Regions from separate parts of the Homo sapiens genome. Here region 2 is linked to region 1. Evidence: chromatin contacts called from ENCODE Hi-C or POLR2A ChIA-PET data. All regions are on one chromosome and are shown on one strand. Each heading gives the region's core, a stretch centred on a gene start or an enhancer-like site at or near the end of the contact. The rest is flanking DNA. Distances are from core to core; before and after follow the strand shown. Region 1 overlaps RAB27B (RAB27B, member RAS oncogene family). Region 2 overlaps CCDC68 (coiled-coil domain containing 68).

Region 1 (3,641 bases), core at 527-3,026:
TTGAAACTATTCCTCTGAAGATATATTCTATTTTGAGAAGGTTTTGTACTCTTGTGCAACTTAAGATAGAAAAATGAGCTCAGGGGCCAGGCACAGTGGCTCATGCCTGTAATCCCAGCACTTTGGGAGGCCGAGGCGGGCGGATCACCTGAGGTTGGGAGTTCGAGACCAGCCTGAACAAAATGGAGAAACCCCATCTCTACCAAAAATACAAAATTAGCCAGGCATGGTGGTGCATGCCTGTAATCCCAGCTACTCAGGAGGCTGAGACAGGAGAATGGCTTTAACTCGGGAGGTGGAGGTTGCGGTGAGCTGAGATGGCGCCATTGCACTCCAGCCTGGGCAAGAAGAGTGAAACTCTGCCTTAAAAAAAAAAAAAAAGAAAAAAGAAAAATGAACTCAGGAAGCTAGACCTGGAAAGCAATACAGTGAGTCTTTAATCTAAATACTTACCTCATTGATAAGAAGGGAGAATCCAAGTCCTTGCACTCGGATGGACACCACTTCCACAAATGGCTCATGAGATTAATTTCATTAATCATGACATTTGCATGGCTGCAGATAGCTTAAATAAATTTATACACTCAACAAATATGTATTGAGCTCCTTCTATATGGCAGCCACTGAGCTGAGCTCTGTGGATCCAGCAGTAGACAAAAGAGATCAAGTTTCTGTGCTAATGGAACTTACATTAAACAAAAATAGCAGGAGCTGAGAGATAGAGTGGGGAAGAGTGAATCCATGAGCAACTTCATTTGAGATATTCTAGCTATGGAAATTCTGTTTCTGCATATATCCAGGATAAAATTCCCTTTCCATATAAAATAAAAATATTCCTACTTTGTTTCTAACACAATTTGTATTTCAAATTATAATAATAATCTTGGATTTTCCTTCTCTGTATATGACTTCTCATCCAAAAACTGAGGGGCTAGACCACCTGATTACTTGAATTCCTTTTTACCTTTACGACTCTTCATTAAACAGAGCCTCATGGGTGTGATACATTTCAGTTCTTTTCCCTACTCTTTTTAGCCCCTTGCCTTCCCATGAAGGGCTTGTCTGTATCTAAAAGTCCTCCTGGTTCTTGTGGTACAGCTTGTGATACCACGATAAAGACTAAGTGAGATGCATTTCCTGAAACACTGCAGTCTTCTGGCCTTTTCTTCCCTTTTATATCCACAGAACCAAGAACCAGCAAGACCATCAGTCATTGTACAGGAATAAACAATACTGTTAAACTTGTCAGCCTTTTGATCCTTCCCACATCATTTTTTTTAGCCCAGTTCTAGGAAAATTTGCCAAGGCTTTTTTTTTATGGTGTTGTATTTGCCATGCCAACAACCAACAATAGAATATTGAGGCTATATGATTTTAGGACTCAAAAAAATCACATAATAATAAAAAGAGGAGCTGAGCCAAATCCTGTGTGTGTGTGTGTGTGTGTGTGTGTGTGTGTGTGTGTGTGTGAGTGTGTTGACAGAGACAGACATAGACAGAGTGAGAGAGAGAGGAGAGTAGTGATATAAAAAATAAGAAATAAAATTCATTTTTGAAAGGAGCTTAGAAGTGAACTGTCTCATACCTAGCTTAATATGTCAAATAGCCTATTGGAAAAATGAAGATTTTTCCACAGTGCCAAGCTTTGCATTCATTTCAGGTGGAATTTGTGTTAAATGTCAGGAAGTGTCCAGCACCCTTCACTTATAGAAAAGAGGCAATGTGGGCCACAGTGGAATTGATTTGTGTTAGCCTGGATTGTTCACTCTGGATTAGACTTTGACTGGGAGGTGGCACCAGTATTGCCCCAGGCAGGTTTATGTACAAAAGACAGAGAACAGTCTGGCTGCCAATCAGGAAAACATGATAGGTCGTGTAGTTAGCAAGTGGTAATAGTCTCATTCTACAAGTGGGAAGTAATCTCCCATGCTATGGTCCTGTATCTCCTCTCCTCATGTCTAATTCCCCTCCACGCTATAAGGTTAAATGCAAATTTTCCTTCCTCTGCAGTCTTCTTGGATCACTGCAGTCCCTGAAGACACTGTTTTGTTTGAATTGAAAACACAACCAGGATTTGACTCATTTATCAATTAATCATTCTACCTTGCAAAATTACGTTGTATTTTCTCAGATCCTTATTTCACTTTTAAGTAATTCAGACCTTGTCAGAAGCTAGACTAGAACTTCCATTTTTAAAATTTTCATCTTTGGGCCTGACACTACGTATTGAAGACATTTAACTAGATTTGCTCATGACTTAGTGTTTCTTGAGACTGTCACGCATTCATACACACACATTTGCTAAAAAAAAAAAAAAAAAGTTAGCTTTAAGCAAAATTTTAAAGTATGTAGATGTGTCTTATTGACTCCATTCTTTTCACTTTTTCTGGGAGCCACGAAATCCAATGTCTTCAATTTCACACCCCCACTGCAAAAACTGCTAAAAAAATTAAGGCTTTTGCCTAGGGAAGAATTTGGCTTTAGTTACTAATATCGTATAATAAATTTAAGCACTTTCTTTTTTCTGAAAATTAACAGTTTCATCCAATTCTACTAGTGAAATGACAAACATTATCACCCTCCAAAATAGTTTTACATGAGCAAGTTTAGGGGAAGAGGGAAAAAGGTAGAGTGATGGTGATAACAGACCTTAAGTGTGGGGGGAAATCATACTATGGCAGAAAACTTCTCTAGCTATCTATTTGGGTTGACTAAGAGCAGCAACTAAGAATAAGAGCAGCAACATATTCAATGATACAGTCCTGGTAAAATATTTTACCAGGCTGAGCGTGGTGGCTCATGTCTGTAATCCCAGCACTTTCGGAAGCTGAAATGGGTGGATTGCTTGAGCCCAGGAGTTTGAAACCAGCCTGGGCAACATAGCAAAACCCCATTTATACAAAAAATACACACAAAAATAACCAGGTGTGGAGGCGTGTGTTTGTAGTCCCAGCTACCAGGAAGGCTGAGTTGGGAGGATCACCTAAACCAGGGAAGGTCGATGCTGCAGTGAGCCCTGATCATGCCACTGCACTTTAGCCTAGATGACAGAGTGAGATCCTGTCTTCTCCAAAAACAAATTTTTTTTTGGAGAATCTGAGAAACCAGTCCATTCTTGGCAGTCACACAAAATAGACATTTTCCAATGTCTGTATTGGAATAATTGAGACATGTGTATCCTTCATGGCAATAATTGAGACATGTGTATCCTTTTATTAAGGAAGACGGGTCTTGATGGGTGCTATGGATCTCTTCCTAAGAAATGATTATGCTTTGTCTAGGTTTTTTTTTTTTTTGAGAACATCCATGGTCAGCAAAAATCCATCCAGAGAGCTCTGCTAGTGAAGAAAGTGTGTTATATGGCAGGAAAGCTTTAGAGCAAAAGTATGAATTTGCAGCTTTAAAAACATCCTACCTCAAAAAGCATTAATTCATGAAAGAAACATACATTCATAATAAAGTATAACGTAAAGCAATGCAAATATTCCAAATGATATAATGATACTGGATTATTTGATGAGTACCTCATTCTATTCTTCATTATTATTTACCCAAAGACGCAAAAGTTTTCAGTTTTGATTGGTGACTAAAGTAACAATATAAAAACAAAAAATTGTTTTAATTTTTTGTACATGTACATG
Region 2 (3,641 bases), core at 844-3,343, 72 kb after region 1:
CTGTGGTCTTTGAATATCATATCCTACCAAAAAGGAAACTAGGACTTCTTGGCTGATCCAGGTCTGGGGTAAGAAATATGTAAAGTGAGCTTATAATTATTATTTACTATAATAAATAGTAAATAACTAATAAGTAAACTATAATAAAAAGCCCTGTGGAGTAGGATTATTAATCTTATGTTACTGATAAGAAGCCAAGACTCCACTCCCATAGTCTGAGATATCTGGTCATATCAGCAAGCAAAAAAGTGATCAATACTATTTGAATAAGACACAAAACCCATCCTGAAGAAGAATGTCTATGATGGATTGAAACTTATCAAAAATGTTAAATCCCTGAATTTATGATGACTGAAGAAAAACCCGCAACAACCACAATGCTTACTGTCCACCTTTAGAAGCACATAAGGCAAAAGCTCAATGCACATAAACCAAAAGTATACTAAAACCTGGCAAAAAAAGAAACAAGCATGTATTATATGAACTATATTTCATAGCAACCAAGTAGTTGATGAGGGAAAGTTTATTTATTGAATTCCAGCTAATAAATTCAAAAGGAGAGATAAAATTAGAAAATCTATATTTTGCAACCCTTGATGAAGTAAAAAAACCTAAGCATCATCACCTAAAGCTAAAAACATTAGTGAATATTTAATGAGGAAACTTTAACCTGAGAGACACCATTAATCAATCTTAACATAAATTAAGGATCTTAAGAGATACAGGACCAAATGCAACATATGAATCTTGTTTGGATTTTGATTCAAAAAAATCAACTATGTAAAGACATTTTTTAGACTAACTGGATAACATGTGATGTTAAAGAATTGTTGTAATTTTGCTAGCTGTGATAATTGTGACATTCTTTAAAAGGATTGTATCTTTTAGTAATACCTACTGACATATTTGCAGGTGAAATTGTGTTACATTTGGAACTGCTTTAAAACTCAAAGAGAGAGGTAAAAAGGACATGCGGATAAAGATTAAGGAAATTTAGCAAAACATAGATAACTATTGAAACTGGGTGATGAGTCTATAGGGTTCATTGTATTCCTCTATGTATTTTGGTTTTGTTTGAAATTTCTATAATAAATAGTAAATAACTAATAATTAAACTATAATAAAAAGCCCTGTGAGGTAGGATTATTAATCCTATGTTACTGATAAGAAGCCAAGACTCCACTCCCATAGTAACATTAACTTACCCAAGACGAAGTAAAATTAATAGAGCTAAAACGCCAACCTTGGTCTTTTAGAAGTTCAGAGATGTTTCCATCATATTAAGACTGGCTTCCCTGGAGAGAAACAATAACAACAACAAAATATTTAAAATCTAACAGTTGTGAGCTAGGCTGCAAAAAAAAACACAAAGAATTTGCATATTTGAGGGCATCACTTTGAAACAAGATCGCTTCTGGGGATACTACAAAGTCCTGCATTTATCCTTTAATCTTCAATGAAATTGACAGAGGATGCCAAGAATTTTCCATTTTATTATAAATCCTCTTAGCAGCTATGGCTTCTATTAAATATTTGTTTCCGCTGAAGTTGATTTGGCAGCAGCAACTCTGCAAGTGTGCTTTTGCAAACTGTGAATGGAAGTACGTCTCTTACTGGGTCCTCTGAAGTATCTTCCGGGATTAAGATATTGGTGCAAAACAACATTTAAATGCTTGAAGTAAGAGAAACACCCATAGAGTCAATATGCAGTGTGCTTGGAAGCCAGAGAGAGGATGGTCAGGCCAGGGTAGGGGTCAGCAAACCCCAGCCTGGGAGCTCAATCCAGTTTCCCTCCTGTTTGTACAGCCCCAGAGCTAAGAATGGTTCTTACATTTTTGAATGGTCAAACAAAAAAATCAAAAGAAGAATAACATTTCATGGCACATGAAAATTATATGAATTTCAAATTTAGTATTCATAAAAATGGTTGGAAAAAATCAAAGGAGAACATTTCAAGACACATGAAAATTATATGAAGTTCAAATGTAGTGCCTATAAATGAAGTTTTACTCTAATACAAGATAGCCATTCATGTACATATCTTTTATGTCGCTTTGGCGCCACAAACAGCAGAGTTCAGTAGTTGTGACAGAGAAAGTACGTGGCAGGCAACGCCTAAAATATTTCCTTATCTAGCCCTTTACAGGAAACGTTTGCTGACCTTTGGGTTGGGGCTTGGCAAGGAGTGGGGGCAGGACCAGTGGGAAAATAGAGGCAAGCAAAGCAATCGATCTGGCCTGAGTTTGTTTTTTTCCTCCAGTACAGTACCCTGGATCTACAGTCCCATTTGACTGATTTACTTTCATTTTCCTTTTTAGTATGTTATGCAATGTGTACATTAACAAATCATAAGAGGCATTTTATCATAGGAATGAATCGCTCTTTAGAATGAATCCCACTGCCTTCTCAGGCTCTTTCATAATTTGAAAATTGCATCGGGCCTTATGTCTTTTATCCTAAAATATACTCTCTTATGTACCTTTTATTCTTAAAATCAAGGAATTTTGTTTCTTGATGACTGATATTTCTGAAAACTTCCCACCTTTTCCACTCACTGGTTGGGCCACCTTAAACAAGTTACATAAAATCTTTGTCTTCACTTACATAGCTGTCAGGTAGGGGTGATAACACCTAGAGATAGGAAAATGAGTTTTTTTTTTTTAAATGCCTGCTAGCAGAAGGCACTCACTGGACAGTCACTGTCAATAGTGTTGCCCTGTTATTTTATATTATCAATAGCCACAGAAGACAAGCAGGGCAGGTAGTTCACATCTATCTGGTTGCAAAGCTTTATAACTGTATCCATATGAAATTAAATTCCATTTCTGTCTTTGGTTCAGAAAACTTTTGTACCCAGAGTCCTTGGTTGGTATAAAGAAACCCAAGGGGAACATAAGCCGGCGAAGTCCAAATTGCCATATGGCATTACTATCCTGGGGAAAATCCATGTTAGCATTTTATTTCAGCCAGAAGTAGATTAAGGGGATAAAATTTTCAAAATAAATCACAATCAGTTAATTAAAGTAAGGAAAGACTTTTATTTGTCTTATGCTAGAATGGATTGAAGACAGCTTACAGGTGGCATCACGCCAAGAGGAGGTATTTCCTAGACAAGTGCCTTTCAAACAGGGCTCCCAGGGAGGAGGCAGAGGGCTGCTGAATAGACAGGGCTCTGCCACCTCAACTTCAACCACCCCAGCTCTGCTTTATTCTGTCTCACACACTGAATTTTTCCATGAGGCTTTCTGTGAAGAAAGAAGGTTCCACAGCTGAAACAGTTTAGAGGCAGCCTGCCTAGTCTCATGGCTCCATTCTGCCACTCCATACCTGTGTGACCTCTGTCAAGTCCCTTAACTTCTCTGTGCCTCGGTTTCCTTAACAGTAAAATGAAAATAACATTAATTATTAACAATAATCAATGTGGGGTTGTTCATGAGTTAATATTTGTCAAGCACTTATAGCAGCACATTTAATATATAATAAATGATTTGTACATATTTGTCAAACAAGTACATAAAATATGAAACCACTATCCACAATTAAGGCTGACATGAAATCTGGGTGGTTTCCTTTCTTCCAGGAAAGAAGCAGGTTATATTTTAAATAATCTGTTACTGGGCTATGAAGGAAAAATTGCTTTG

Evidence for each region. Hi-C counts contacts between places; a loop is a spot of excess contacts on that map. ChIA-PET counts read pairs that join two places held with the same protein, here RNA polymerase II (POLR2A).
Region 2: a map of Calu3 shows a loop between it and region 1 (2.8-fold over the local background). The contact joins two enhancer-like sites. A Hi-C loop is called at or near these places in 2 of 168 maps with a recorded cell type or tissue (Calu3 and endothelial cell of hepatic sinusoid). POLR2A ChIA-PET finds 5 or more read pairs at or near these places in 3 of 52 experiments (Panc1, activated CD8-positive, alpha-beta memory T cell and naive thymus-derived CD4-positive, alpha-beta T cell).

Annotation. Positions count from the first base shown.
Region 1 is chr18:54,872,260-54,875,900 of GRCh38, forward strand. All of the region lies in intron 1 of RAB27B (RAB27B, member RAS oncogene family), which reads left to right. Among named protein-coding and RNA genes, the nearest start is that of RAB27B, 46 kb to the left of the region's middle. Within about 2 kb of position 1,777, at least 2 of the 41 ENCODE cell types and tissues checked have a DNase peak (open chromatin) inside an H3K27ac peak, as active enhancers do.
Region 2 is chr18:54,944,183-54,947,823 of GRCh38, forward strand. CCDC68 (coiled-coil domain containing 68) reads right to left here. Exons shown (of 12, transcript NM_025214.3): 2 at 1,206-1,295. Among named protein-coding and RNA genes, the nearest start is that of CCDC68, 13 kb to the right of the region's middle. Within about 2 kb of position 2,094, at least 16 of the 41 ENCODE cell types and tissues checked have a DNase peak (open chromatin) inside an H3K27ac peak, as active enhancers do.